2 separate regions of the Homo sapiens genome follow, and region 1 is linked to region 2. The links are chromatin loops, found by intact Hi-C in ENCODE. Cell type or tissue: PC-3. All regions are shown on one strand.

Region 1 (8,000 bases), 89 kb after region 2:
ATTTCCTGTAAGTCTGATATGCTAACAACATCTTAATTTCACCTTCGTTTTTGAACAAGATTTTATAAAGGAGATTTTCTAGGAGGAGATTTTCTATAATTCTGGAGAGATAGTCATTTTCTTTCAATTCTTTGAAGATATCACCCCACAATAGTCTTATGTTGTTCAAGATTTCTAATGAGAAGTCAGCTGCCAATCTTATTGAAAAAACTTGTTTCTGTTAAATTATTGTCCTTTGCTGCATTCAAGATTTTTCTCCCTGTCTTTGACTTTTTCAATTTGACTGTGGTATGTCTTGATGTGGTTCTCTTTCAGTTTATACTATTTTGAATTTCCTGGGCTATTTGGACCAGTAGATTAGTGTTTTTCATCAGACTTAGCAAGATTTCAGCCATTATTTCTTCAAATACTTAATTGGCCCCTTTATTTTCTCCTTCTGTGTGTCCATTATGCATATGTTGGTATTCTTGATGGTGTCCCACTGGTTTCTGATGTGCTGGGTTTTTTTTTTTTTTTTTTGAGACGGAGTCTCGCTGTCGCCCAGGTTGGAGTGCAGTGGCGCGATCTCGGCTCACTGCAGGCTCCGCCTCCCGGGTTCACGCCATTCTCCTGCCTCAGCCTCCCGAGTAGCTGGGACTACAGGTGCCCGCCACCTCGCCCGGCTAATTTTTTGTATTTTTAGTAGAGATGGGGTTTCACCGTGTTAGCCAGGATGGTCTCGATCTCCTGACCTCGTGATCCGCCCACCTCGGCCTCCCAAAGTGCTGGGATTACAGGCGTGAGCCACCGCGCCCAGCCTGGGTTTTTTTTCTTTACTCTTTTTGTTTCTTTTTGTTCATCAGGTAGGTTTGCTGATTCTTTCTTTTGTCATTCAAATATGTTGTTGAGCTCCTCTAGTCCATTTTTAATTTCAGTTATTGTATTTCCCAGCTCCCGAATCTTTATTTGATTGTATTAAAATAATTTCTCTCTATTGATATTCTCTGAGGAGATATTTGTCATACTTTCCTTTAATTCTATAAACGTGATTTCCTGAAGTCTTTGAAGATAGTTGCATTAGCTGATCGAAAGCCTTTGTCTCTAGTTATCTCTTAGTGCTATTTTCTAGTGTCTTTTTATACCCATTAGTATGTGATATATTTTTGTTTCTTTCCCTGTCTTGTAATTTTTCATTCAGAAATGAAAATTTTAAGTATATATTTTGTCAACTCTGGTATCTGATTCCTATATCCCCAAGATTTGTGATTGTTGGCTTTACTCTTGTGGTTGTGCTATTGTTTTTTGTTCACACTTATTTGTTTAGCACTCTCCTGGACTATTTCTCTAAATTATATATTCTCTCTAGTGTATGGCCTCTGGGATTTCTGCCAGATTTTTTATAAGTACTAATTTTTATTTCAAGCCTGGATTCCTAGTGATCACACCTGGGTCATTGTAAATTTAGTGGTCAGCCAGTGATTGGCCAGATTTCCTTAAATGCCTTTCCCAAATGACTTCTACCCTTTGTCAAGAGAATCTGTGTGAGAAAGTATGTCTTCACACTTTAGGGAGCTTTCAAAAAGGCTTTACCTTTCTCTTCCTGCTTTTACAGGGTGGCAAGGTCAGTCAGAGTTGAGTGACTTGTGTTTTGTCCTCTTCTGGGCATGTCCATATTGTCATACATACACGCATCATTTTAAATCCCTTGGAATCTTTTGGAGCTTTTCCTATGGTCATTTAATTCTCCAGGATTAGCTTTTCAATTCTCATTCAGGTACTTATTTGCCTCAATCGATATCACAGCCTTAGATAGCTGAGATGTTGCCAGCAGTTTATGAATTTTTTTTTTTTTTGTAATGTCGTAGGTTAGGCATAGCATTTTTTTTCTCTCTAAGCTGAGCTGTGAGTCAAATACCCACCCTACTCTGAGAACAGAGATTTCTAAGGGAGCTGTAAGTTCAGATAAATTATTGACTGTTCTCTGGGGATTGTGCACTAACAGAACTCCAAAAGTAGTTAGAGCTCTCCATTGTTGGAAATACCATTCAGTTTTGACTCCTGCACCACCGAACTGGAGGGGGAGGGTGGAAATAACCTCAAGTAAAAATGTTACGGCCTCTGTTGTCTTATTGCGGTTCAATAGTTTCTCTTTTATAGACAATTTTTTGGGTTGTTCTGTGGAAATGGTTTATTTTCATTGGTTTTGCAATAAAATAGTTGTTTATTAGGTTGCTTTAGTTGTACAGTCTTGTACTGCATAATGATGTTTTGGTCAACAACAGATCACATATACAACAGTGGTCACATAACATTATAATGAAGCTCAAAAATCCCTATTGCTCAGTGACATTGTAGCCATCCTAATATCATAGTGCAATGCATTACTCAGGTGTTTGTGGTGATGCTAGTGTAAACAAACCTACTGTGCAGCCAGTCATATTAAAATGATAGCACATACTATTATGTGCAGTACATAATACTTGATAATAATAAAAACAATTAGTTACTGGTTTATGTATTTAATATACTTTTACTGTAATTTTAGAGTGTACTTCTTTTACTTATTAAAAAAGTATACTATGCAGGCAGCAACTTCTTACATCTTACGTTTACTGAGTCTCTTAATTGCATCATTTTCTATTGTGCTTGATTTACATCTCTTGTTATTTTGTTCATCATGGCCCTTAAGTGTCGAAAATCCACTGCTAATGTTGCCAGTAAGAGCCACGGTTGACAGCTTGACCTGGAAGCAAAATTAAAAGTGATTAAGGGCCGGGCACAGTGGCTCGCGCCTGTAATCCCAGCACTTCGGGAGGCCAAGGTGGGCAGATCAACTGAGGTCAGGAGTTCAAGACCAGCCTGGTCAACATGGTGAAACCCCATCTTTACTAAAAATACAAAATTAACCAGGCACGGTGACGCACACCGGTAATCCTAGCTACTCAGGAGGCTGAGGCAGGAGAATTGCTTGAACCCAGGAGGCGGAAGTTGCAGTGAGCCAAGTTCGCTCCATTGAACTCCAGCCTGGGTGACAAGAGCGAAACTCCATCTCAAAAATAAATAAACAAATAGAAGTGATTAAAAACTCCAAAGATGAAAACTCAGTGATAGTTATTGCCAGTCACACATATCCCATTCCACCATGATCTATGATCTTGAAGAACAAGAAGAAACTGATGGAAGCTATTAGAGGATCTGCTTCATTGAAAGCAATAATACAAAAATGATGAAGAACCCCCAAGAAAATTGGAGTGAAGGGTTTAGCAGAAGCCTTTGAAGACCTCAGCAAGATTTTTTAAAAGGTTATACGGACCCCCAACAACAAAAGGTTTTCATTAATAGAGAGGAATGCTTATGGTGCATTAAGCACATCTGTGATGTAACAATGAAATAAACCAAACAACTAACCATGGGCATATTTCTGACAATAGTGATATATCCTGAAGAAGAACGCTCAGGCATGTCCTTCACAAGGTATTTCAGAAGAAGGCATTGTTATCATAGGAGATGACAGCTCTATGCATGTTATTGCCCCCTGAAGACCTTCCAGGGGGACAAGATGTAGAGTTGGAAGACAATGACACTGATGAACCTGACCTTGTGTAGGCCTAGCCTCATGTGTGTGTTTGTGGCTTAGTTTTTACACAAAAAGTTTTAAAAGTAAGTAAATAAATAAATTTAAAATTGAAAGCTAAGTATGGTGGCATGCACCTGTAGTCCCAGCTATTTGGGAGGCTGAGGCTGGAAGGTATCTTGAGCCCAGGAGTTTGAGGCCAGCCTAGGCAATATAGTGAAACCCTGTCTCTTAAAATAAACAAACAAACAAATAAATAAAAATAGATGAAAGCTTACAGAATAAGGATACAAAAAAGAAAATATTTTTGTGCAGCCGTGCAATGTGTTTATGTTTTAAGTGTTATTTAAAAACAAAGGTTAACAAATTTAAAAGTTTATAAAGTAAAAACATTAGAGAAAGTTAAATTTAATTGATCATTGAAGAAAGAAAAATATTTTTAAAATAAATTTAATGTAGCCTAAGTGTACAGTGTTTTTACAGTCCACAGTAGTATACAGTAATATCCTGGGCCTTCACATTAACTCATGAGTAATTCACTGACTCACCCTGTGATGATTAATAATGAGTGTCAACTTGATTGGATTGAGAGATACAAAGTATTAATCCTGGGTGTGTCTGTGTGGGTGTTGCCAAAAGAGATTAACATTTGAGTCAGTGGGCTGGGGAAGACAGATCCACCCTTAATCTGGCAGGCAGAATCTAATCAACTGCCATAGAATATAAAGCAGGCAGAAAAATGAGAAAAGGGGAGACTGGCCTAGCCTCCCAGCCTACATCTTTCACCCATGCTGGATGCTTTCTGTCCTCGAACTCCATGTTCTTCAGTTTTGGGACTCGGACTGGCTCTCCTTGCTCCTCAGCTTGCATACAGCCTATTGTGGGATCTTGTGACCCTGCAAGTTAATACTTAATAAATTCCCATATATATGATATATCATATATTACAGATATAGCTATATATCATATCATATATATAATATATCTCTCTATATATCACATCATATATAGATATATATGACATATATATCATATCATATCTATCTATCCTATCCTATTAGTTCTGTCCCTCTAAGAGAGCCCTGACTAATACACACCCCAAGCAACTTTCAGTCCTGCAAACTCCATTGATGGTATGTGCACCATACAGGTGTTACATTTTTTAATTTTTCATGCCACATTTTTACTGCAACTTTTCTGAGTATAGATATATTTAGATACACAAATACTTACTCTTGTTTTACAATTGCCTGCGGTATTCAGGACGGTAACATGTATACAGGTTTTGTAGCCTAGGAGCAATTGGCTATACAATATACCCTAGGTGTGTAGTAGGATATACCACCTAGGTTCCTGTAAGTACACTCTATGATGTATCCCTGTCATTGACTGATGCATGACCGTGTTTACAGTGTTTTAGAGGGAGAGCAAGTTAACCAAGTTTCTCATTCTACCAGGCCTGAGATTTTACCCCTTACCGTTTTATTGTGTTTTATAATATTTCTTGTAATTTAATTTAAGGCCCATCTAGATAATCTAGAATAATCTCTCCACATCAAGATCCTTAACCTAATCACATATGCAAAGACTCTTGCCAACTAAGGTAACAAGTCACAAATTCTCAATATATTTCTTCTGTTCCTCCTTCTGATATTTCTCTTTTCTTAATTGAATACTTTTAAAATTCTATCTTGATTTACTTACAGTACCTTTCTATATATTACTTTGTTTATCTTAGTAGTTGTTCTAAGTGTGACAATATACCTCTATAACTTAGTATGGTCTACTGGTATTGTCTCTACCTCTTATTCTGGAACTTTGATGTTAGATCTTTTGCTATTGCACCACAGGACTCTAAGGCTAATTTCATTTTTTTCCAGTCTACTTTTTATCTCTTGTTCATAATGGATAAATTCTATTATTCTTTCTTCAAGTTTCTTGATTCTTTTCTCTTTTCTTTTTAATCTACTGTTGAGCTAATGTAGTGAATTTTTATCTCAGTTAATGTACTTTTTAATTCTGTAAATTATATTATATTTGGCTCTATTTTATTTCTTTTGCTCCTTTGCCAAGATTATATATTTTTTCCATTAGTTCCAACAATATTTATAATTGATCATTGGAGCATTTTTATAAATTCTGCTTCATAATATTTGCCAGATCATTGCAATATCTAAATAATTTGCATTTTGACCTCTGTTGTTTTTTCAGGTTGTAATTTTCCGTTTTTTGGGGTATGATGAGTAATTTTCTATTATATCCTAGGCATATGAGACTTCAGATTCTATTTAAATCTTCTGTTTTACTAGGAATTCATCTTATTTTAGTGTGCAAGTCTGGCCTCCTCTTTTGAGCTGTGTTTCCAATAACAATTTACTATCCACAGCCCTTGCAGTGCTATTTTGGTTTACTTTGTGTAGCACTTGTGAGGCATTCTGAAACAGTGTGATTTTCTACACTGTAGTTTAGTTCTCAAACCTTTCTGTGTGTTGATACTAGTCACATTAAGGTGTGAGTCATTGCAGGGTCTTTTCAGTACTTCCTATGCAGATATAAAGATTCCCTGTCTCCAACTTCCTTCTCTTTGATATCCTTCCTTTACCCTCTATTTGGGAGGGAGATGGGCACCTTTTGATAGAACTTGGAAATGGTGCAAGTCTAGACTCACTACTTGGTCTTTTGTTATAATGTACCAACATGGAAGTGGAATTTTAGGTCATCTGACATGGCTTGTTGGGGAGTATTAGTAAAGACTTTCACTCGGCCCTCACTGATGCTGCCAGTGGGGGAGACAATTACCTCCCAAGGGTACTCAATGCCATCTTATTTGTCTATTTTATTTATTCTACTGGCTTTTGCTCATAAATTATTTTATTCTATGTAATTTTGCAATTTTTTCACATGGTGTTCATATTTATTGGTGCTTTAAATATAAGAATTATTTGATAATTTTAATTAAGAGTTTTAGAATTTGACTTAAATATTTCTTAATTCCTTCTTGCTCCTTTAATAAATAAAATATATTTTTTAAAGAAATTATCTATCACTTTCTCTTGTTCTCACTGGGAAGGTTGGTTAATGTACTGAGAATGCCATATAGCTGATAATTGAGTCTTGTTTTTATTAAAAATCAGACTAAGTTAGAGTCTGCTCAGGAAATTTACTAGAATTTAACTTTCCTTTTGTTCAGAGAACAAAATCTAGAGTTGGTAAATATCTTGTTTTGCTTCTTAAAATCATTAGTCTCTCAAGATTAATTGAATCCAATAACTCCCCTCTTGATTTATATTGTTTTGTGTAGCTGTTAATTGTCAGATTATATAGAAGGCAGAATAGCAGTCCTCCAAAGATATCAACATCCTAATCCTGAGAATTTGTGAATAGTTACCTTACTTGTCAAAAGAGATTTTGCATATGTGATTAGGTTAAGGATCTTGATGTGGGGAGATTATTCTATATTATCTAGGTGGGCCTTAAATCCAATTACAAGGAGTCTTGAAAGATAAAAGAGGGAGGCAGAAGAGTCAAAGAAGGAGATACTGTGATGGAAATATAGATCAGAATGCAATTGCTAGCTTTGGAGATGGTGGAAGAGAGCATGAGCCAAGGACTACAGGTGGACCCTAGCAGCAGGAAAAGGCAAGAAAGTAGATTATTTCTTTGAGACTGCAGAAAGTGACGCAGCCCTGTTAACACCTTGACTTTAACCCAGGCCTGGTTTCTGACCTCTGGAACTATGTGATAAGAAATTTGTGCTATTTTAAGGTACTAAGTTTATGTTCATTTTTTACTGCAGTCATAGGAAACTAGCATTGAGGAGTAATTATTGCTTGAAATTGTGTTTAAAGCATGATGACTTAGAGAGTTTTCTATAACTCTCTTAAATGACTAAAAATACCTGTTTTGATAAAATGTACAAGTCAAAAGTATTGCATTCTCACTACGATATAAACCTCTTGGGTCTTAATTGCCCTTTTATCTTGGTAATATTTATAAATTAAAAAAACAAAACTAAAAGTAAAACAAACAAAAAACTCAAAACTCTACTCCAATTCACAAGTACCTTTTTCTCAACCCAGTTGCAGAGGTAGGTTAAATCATTCACTCAAACACAGATTTTGGTTAGGGGCCTTAACATTAAGAGAATATCAATTCTAACTTCTAATTATTAAGCAGTAGTTAAGAGCATGGGTTCTGTAGTCAGAGTATCTGATGTTTTCTCAAATACACCTTTGGAATTAAGTGGAAATGTTACAGTAGGTAGTTAGTTAGGCATGAGCAGGGCAGGAGAGGGCCCTCCTTACACCCCCACCAGGAAAGTCAGGTGACCATCTGGTGATGGTCAGGTGGTTTTTAACTGACTCTCTAAAATAATAATTGGTCGCAACCAGCACCAGGGGAAGGCAGCCTCCCTATAGACAGGAAACATCTGTAACTGGTAATTGGC
Region 2 (8,000 bases):
CCATTTTTGCAAGCAGGTCTCTCTTTATCAGGAGTGAGAAAAACAAGGGCATTATTTGTGCTCCTGAATAATGCTAACTACCATTCTTGTGGCTGGGCTATGGACATCTACACACTGGCAACTCCACAAAATAGAAGAACATTTATGTTTCTTTTTGTTATTTCTTTTCTAGGTTTTTACTGCTGTTATCTGACCCTTTATCTCACATAGTTGGGAGCAGAAGTGAAAGGTCAAGGATGAAGATCCAGCTCCTGTGACTGTCTCCATTGTAATGAAATTCTGTTATCACACAATTTTGTTCTCATTCTTTCCCAAATGCATCTAACAAATGGATAACTACCGATTGTGTCATTAAAATCAGTACACAAAGGAACAGATTAGAGCTTCCAACATAGACCCACACATACAAGGACAGCTAATTTTGACAAATGTGCAAAGGCAAATCAGTGGTGAAAAGACAGTCTATTCAACAAATAGTGCTGGAACAACTGCATATCTATATCAAAAGAAATAAACCTTCAATCCATACCTTGTACTTTTTGCAAAAATGTATCAGACCTAAATGCAAAACCTAAAAGTATAAAACTTAAAAAAAATGGAAGAAAATAATTGTGACTTTGGGTTAAGCAAAGATTTCTAAGAGATGACACACAAAGTATGCTCCATAGAAGAAAAACAAGATAAACTGGACTTCATCGAAATTGCAAACTTCTTATCCCAATTACCCTGATTTGACCATTACACATTGTATTCATGTATTGAAATCACATGTGCCCCCAAAATATGATGTATCAATATAAAAATTACTAACATTTCCTCTTTAAAAACAGTAAAAGGCACCCTTAAGAGAATGCAAAGAAAATATGCAGTCTGAGAGAAAATATTTGCAGAAGCTATAACTGATAAAGAACTTGCATCCAGAGTATATAAAGAACTATCAAAACTTAATGATAAAACAACAATCCTATTTTTTTAAATGGACAAAATACAAATGGTCACTTCACCAAAAAAGATATGTGGATGGCAAATCAGCACATGAAAAGGTATTCAACATCATTAGTCATCAAAGAAATATAAATTAAGATCACAATGAAATACTACTGAATACTTATTAGAATGGCTAACTTTTAAAACACTGCCCATATCAAATGTGAGCACTATTGGTGGAAATGCAAAACAACCACTTTGGAAAACAGGTAATTTCTTAAAAAGTGAAACATACACCTACCATGTGATCCAGTCATTCCACTCCTATGTATTTTTCTAAAAGAAATTAAAACATATGTCCATACAAAACTTATATACCAATGATCATAGCAGCCTTATTTGTAGTAGCCCAGAACTCAAAACAACAAAAATGCCCATCAACAAATTGTAGTATTGCCAGGTAATGAATAATTACTCAGCAGTAAACAGGAAAAATAAACTCCTGATACACACAACAACATGGGTAAATTTCAAAATAAGTCTGCAAAGACAGGCAAAAAGAGGAACATACTACATTATTCCACTTATATAAAATTTTAGAAAATGCAAATTCATCTATAGGAACAGAAAACAGATCAGTGAATATCTAGGGACAAGAGGAGGGATTCAAAGGCATATGAGGAAACTTTCAGGGATGACACAATTTTCATTATTTTGTCTGTGGTGATACTTTCACAGATACACACATTTATTGTGTGCCTATTATCCATCAATAAAATGGTTTTTAAAAAAGAATTCACTTGTGTATTCAGATACAACTTGTCCAAGAAGAACAGGAGGAAGTCATTCAAAAATAAATGAACTTGCAATGCTTTGCTTCTTAGATACCTACAAAAAAAGATAATGCTGCTACACTTGTCATTATATACCTTGCGTGTTTGTGTGGTAGGAGTGGGTGGTGGAAGGGATTGTGTGTATGTTCATATTAAGGGAGGTATCAACAGATGTTAATGTACTATGTTCAGTCTGAGTATACTATCAGATTCTGTGTTATGTATCATCTCATGTAGAAGCATGAACATTTAGCCCCCCCGCCAAAAAATCATGTTAATTGAACAAAAAAACATATCACTATGCAAATAATTTATATCTAACCTTATTAAGAAAAACAAGCATATGATATGATAAAACTAATACTTATATTTCACAGTAGAACAAATAGGATATAATGCATCAATTAAATTGATTATGAAGAAAAAGCTTATTTTCTTTTAGATACCTACTACATAAAATTAAAGAAACTAATTGACCAAAAAAAAAAAAAAGGCTACAAAAATAAGTGTGTTACAAGATCCCTATGTATACACAATTAAAGTAGAGAATTGTGATTAGAAAAAGTCATCTACTTTCAACCATTTTCATTGCCTATATCTGGAAAAAATAATTCCAAATTGAAAATAACAATTGTTGATTAGTACATTATTTTTGTATGATGTTTTTGTAAGCTTTTTTCTATTTTTCATCTCCATGTTCCATTCCAAACTTTTCCAGGATCAGTGTGAGTGGTTAAGTAGTAATCTGTAATCCTTGAAAAGCATCCAAAAAACCCCACAAGTATCCAAAAAAAAAAAAACAACCAATTTTAATATGAAAGTAACTGAAAGTAATTTAGTCACATTTGCCCAATATCATGCGTTATTTCCTGAAGAAATCATAGTTGTCTTAAGTCAAGGCCAAAATCATTTTACCTTTAGGATTTCACCATTGATTAATTTCTTGCTTAATTCAGTGGCAAAAAAATATGAATAGACAATTCTCAAAAAAACATAAACATATGAAAAGACAATCTTACCACTAATCTAAGAAATATGAATACATAATATTGATAAATTAATTTGGAGATGTTGATTACAAATGTAAGTAGTGATTACTTCTCAGTGGTATTTTGAGTTACTTTTAATTTCTTCTTTGTATTTCAATGTATTGCCTGACTTTATCAATGAACACATATCATCTTCACAAAATGTAAAGTTATCTTAAAACCGACTCATTAGTTGTTTGCAGCAAACGTCTGACCAATGGATCAGAAAAGAATTTAGAGACAGACCCAAGCAATTTATTTAATGTGATCAAAATAGCATTTCAAGTAAGCAGGAGATAGAAAGATTACCAAATAAATGGTACTAGAAGAATTAGCTAGCTAATAAAAATAAATATTTTAAAAATCTGGATCCCTAACTCATGACTGACTCTAAAATACTAATTCCTAATGCTACAAAGTTTAAAACATAAGAGCATACATTTTTTTAAATCTCCATAATTTAAAATAAAAATAGTAAGTTTCAGAACAATATTTATGGTATAACATCAATGACGTAAATCATTGTTTCTATAACATATGTTTTGATTAAAATTATTCAACGAAAGGATATGCACTTAGTAAATTTCATTCACCATTATACTACAATCCTCTACCACATTTGCCCGGCATATGACAAGCACAAAAATATATTAGTTGAATAACAAAAAAATGAACTTTATGCACTGTTGGAACTGTAAATTGTGATAATAATTCTGCAGAGAGTTTGGCAATATGTATACAATAATAATTTCATAATATGAAATGATCATCCCCAAGCCATCCATTTCTAGGAATTTATCTTATGACCAATTTTCACAAGTGCATAGAAATACATGCTTTAGGTATCCAGGGACACTTTGATTATAGCAGGAAAATAGTATGTATTTAAGGGGAGAGATGGTATAGAAATGGCCACCCTATAACAGGAATCTGGTCAAATAAATTAAGGCAATTATTTCCATGGAATATGCACTTACTTAAAAATAAGATGTCGATCATTTGCCATGAAAATATAGCCATTAGTAATTGATAAATTAAATGAAAAGATTACAAAACATAATATGGTGTCACATAGATAAAGCAGTATACATAAATAGGCAGGTATGTATATGCACAAGGAAATTTCTGGAAGGAAGTGCATCAAAATGCTAGTAATTCTTATCATTTGGTGGTTAAGATTTTGTGTTTTTACTACTGTTGGAATTTTCTATATTGTTTTATCTTTGCAATGTTCACAGACTTTGACAATTAGAGATAAACAATAAAAGTAAATGCATTTATGAAACAGAAAAGCGTTTCCTAACTTTTAAAAAACGTGATTACATGACAAAGCACAAATTCTATAAAGATTAATCTAACTTTAATACATTTCCTCATTTGAAATGAATAATTTATCATATTTCATATTTTAATTTACCACTTGTATTCTATGACCAGGTTTAGATAGTTAATGCGGTTAAGTATGTAATTGTCTACATTAGTATGCCAAATTACCTCTGTGGATTTTCCTGTTTCCATAGAATTATCAAGATAATTCTCTAAAATAAATCTTTAAATGACTGTATCCTGTAAACTTTTATTCAGATGGAGATGAGTAATTTTTGTCATTCTTTAAAATGTGCTAAATATGATCCTTACCTTTCAATGAAAAGTAAATACTCGTCTTTTTTATTGTACCAAGGGAGTTGTTCTGTAGCAGAAAAAAAAATCCTGTAAATAAAAATAACAAATACTCGTTTTTAAACTTCATTTTGCAAAAGTTTATTCACATATTACTGGACTTGTAAATCATACTATAGTATGGCTAGAATTTTACAACATTAGAAGGAAATTGGTGGCAGATGACATCGCATACACTGACAGAAGATGCACATTCATTAGCACAAATTCCCCCTCCCATCCCACTGTTCTTGGAATTGAAACCTGCTGCACAAAAGTATAACGCAAATCATTTGCTTTTTAACAATACTACCTAACATTTAATACCTCTTTGTTTTATCTACAAGGTTGTTACAAGCATTGAGAAGGGCTACGTGGCAAGTTAGCAGCAAGGTTGGGGTATATAATATGCCAGCCTAAAAAGAGAAATATAATAAAAATGGTGTAACTGACTCACGGCAACATGGGTTCGCAAACCTTGTAGATGGATATAAACCAGGCTTGCCAAACATCACAGACAGCACTTATTAAATCAGCTTCGTGGAATGCAATACGCCTGCTGTCTAGTCCCTCCCTCCTCTGCCAATAACCGACTCTCCCCTTTTTTATCCAGTGTAAAAATGCATGCTCATAGAATATTTAGAGAAAATCGTTTTGTTTTTAAATCGTCCATAGTCACACTACCCAATGACGCCATTTGGACCATTTTCATTCAATTTTTTTTTTTTTTTTTTTTTTTTTTTACAGCTTTTTGTCAAGAGACCCGTGACAAACTAAACGGGAATTCAGGGTGGGCGGATGGGAGAAGGAAGACACGCCTCTTTTGCCCTTGTTAGGAACTATGGCTGGTATTTTTACCTCATGTCTACGCTTTTTTTTCTTTTTTAATTATAAAACTATAAATATAGACTTTTTGGGGGGCAGGGGGACACCTTCCAAGGGGTCGCACCTCAGCCAGCGAGCGGCGTCTGGGAAGGTGGGCGGAGCCAGGAGTAGTGGCGTTTGGCCGTTCGTTGGGCGTACAGTTTGTCAATTAAGGTGGACCAGCAAATGAGGAGCGAACTAAAGGCACACTGGGAACGAAATTAACGGGAGGTCTGACTGCAAGGGGAGGGGGCTCGCGATCTAAAACGAGAAGAGATCTCGGGGTCTCATACTGCGCCATTCGGCTGCGGTACATCTCGGCACTCTAGCTGCAGCCGGGAGAGGCCTTGCCGCCACCGCTGTCGCCCAAGCCTCCACTGCCGCTGCCACCTCAGCGCCGGCCTCTGCATCCCCAGCTCCAGCTCCGCTCTGCGCCGCTGCTGCCATCGCCGCTGCCACCTCCGCAGCCCGGGCCTCCGCCGCCGCCACTCAAGCATCCGTGAGTCATTTTCTGCCCATCTCTGGTCGCGCGGTCTCCCTGGTAGAGTTTGTAGGCTTGCAAGATGGCAGAAGCAGATTTTAAAATGGTCTCGGAACCTGTCGCCCATGGGGTTGCCGAAGAGGAGATGGCTAGCTCGACTAGTGATTCTGGGGAAGAATCTGACAGCAGTAGCTCTAGCAGCAGCACTAGTGACAGCAGCAGCAGCAGCAGCACTAGTGGCAGCAGCAGCGGCAGCGGCAGCAGCAGCAGCAGCAGCGGCAGCACTAGCAGCCGCAGCCGCTTGTATAGAAAGAAGAGGGTACCTGAGCCTTCCAGAAGGGCGCGGCGGGCCCCGTTGGGAACAAATTTCGTGGATAGGCTGCCTCAGGCAGTTAGAAATCGTGTGCAAGCGCTTAGAAACATTCAAGATGAATGTGACAAGGTAGATACCCTGTTCTTAAAAGCAATTCATGATCTTGAAAGAAAATATGCTGAACTCAACAAGCCTCTGTATGATAGGCGGTTTCAAATCATCAATGCAGAATACGAGCCTACAGAAGAAGAATGTGAATGGAATTCAGAGGATGAGGAGTTCAGCAGTGATGAGGAGGTGCAGGATAACACCCCTAGTGAAATGCCTCCCTTAGAGGGTGAGGAAGAAGAAAACCCTAAAGAAAACCCAGAGGTGAAAGCTGAAGAGAAGGAAGTTCCTAAAGAAATTCCTGAGGTGAAGGATGAAGAAAAGGAAGTTCCTAAAGAAATTCCTGAGGTAAAGGCTGAAGAAAAAGCAGATTCTAAAGACTGTATGGAGGCAACCCCTGAAGTAAAAGAAGATCCTAAAGAAGTCCCCCAGGTAAAGGCAGATGATAAAGAACAGCCTAAAGCAACAGAGGCTAAGGCAAGGGCTGCAGTAAGAGAGACTCATAAAAGAGTTCCTGAGGAAAGGCTTCAGGACAGTGTAGATCTTAAAAGAGCTAGGAAGGGAAAGCCTAAAAGAGAAGACCCTAAAGGCATTCCTGACTATTGGCTGATTGTTTTAAAGAATGTTGACAAGCTCGGGCCTATGATTCAGAAGTATGATGAGCCCATTCTGAAGTTCTTGTCGGATGTTAGCCTGAAGTTCTCAAAACCTGGCCAGCCTGTAAGTTACACCTTTGAATTTCATTTTCTACCCAACCCATACTTCAGAAATGAGGTGCTGGTGAAGACATATATAATAAAGGCAAAACCAGATCACAATGATCCCTTCTTTTCTTGGGGATGGGAAATTGAAGATTGCAAAGGCTGCAAGATAGACTGGAGAAGAGGAAAAGATGTTACTGTGACAACTACCCAGAGTCGCACAACTGCTACTGGAGAAATTGAAATCCAGCCAAGAGTGGTTCCTAATGCATCATTCTTCAACTTCTTTAGTCCTCCTGAGATTCCTATGATTGGGAAGCTGGAACCACGAGAAGATGCTATCCTGGATGAGGACTTTGAAATTGGGCAGATTTTACATGATAATGTCATCCTGAAATCAATCTATTACTATACTGGAGAAGTCAATGGTACCTACTATCAATTTGGCAAACATTATGGAAACAAGAAATACAGAAAATAAGTCAATCTGAAAGATTTTTCAAGAATCTTAAAATCTCAAGAAGTGAAGCAGATTCATACAGCCTTGAAAAAAGTAAAACCCTGACCTGTAACCTGAACACTATTATTCCTTATAGTCAAGTTTTTGTGGTTTCTTGGTAGTCTATATTTTAAAAATAGTCCTAAAAAGTGTCTAAGTGCCAGTTTATTCTATCTAGGCTGTTGTAGTATAATATTCTTCAAAATATGTAAGCTGTTGTCAATTATCTAAAGCATGTTAGTTTGGTGCTACACAGTGTTGATTTTTGTGATGTCCTTTGGTCATGTTTCTGTTAGACTGTAGCTGTGAAACTGTCAGAATTGTTAACTGAAACAAATATTTGCTTGAAAAAAAAAGTTCATGAAGTACCAATGCAAGTGTTTTATTTTTTTCTTTTTTCCAGCCCATAAGACTAAGGGTTTAAATCTGCTTGCACTAGCTGTGCCTTCATTAGTTTGCTATAGAAATCCAGTACTTATAGTAAATAAAACAGTGTATTTTGAAGTTTGACTGCTTGAAAAAGATTAGCATACATCTAATGTGAAAAGACCACATTTGATTCAACTGAGACCTTGTGTATGTGACAT

Evidence for each region. Hi-C counts contacts between places; a loop is a spot of excess contacts. Peaks named below come from ENCODE experiments on the same cell type or tissue, not always from the same donor. Only the 100,000 strongest peaks of a DNase experiment are listed, where the experiment ranks them.
Region 1: a loop joins it to region 2, with 2.7 times the contacts of the local background. A loop is called at or near these places in 2 of 110 quality-filtered maps.

Annotation. Positions count from the first base shown.
Region 1 is chrX:93,581,943-93,589,942 of GRCh38, reverse strand. No RefSeq gene overlaps it. Among named protein-coding and RNA genes, the nearest start is that of NAP1L3, 88 kb to the left of the region's middle. RefSeq lists an enhancer at 3,629-4,828. In PC-3, no CTCF peak of the experiment used is centred here; no DNase peak of the experiment used is centred here.
Region 2 is chrX:93,671,179-93,679,178 of GRCh38, reverse strand. NAP1L3 (nucleosome assembly protein 1 like 3) reads left to right here and starts at 5,601. Exons shown (of 1, transcript NM_004538.6): 1 at 5,601-8,000. The coding sequence starts at 5,875. The coding sequence ends at 7,395. FAM133A (family with sequence similarity 133 member A) reads right to left here and starts at 4,973. Exons shown (of 4, transcript NM_001171109.2): 1 at 4,905-4,973; 2 at 4,427-4,498. In PC-3, no CTCF peak of the experiment used is centred here; no DNase peak of the experiment used is centred here; H3K4me3 peaks cover 2,516 bases.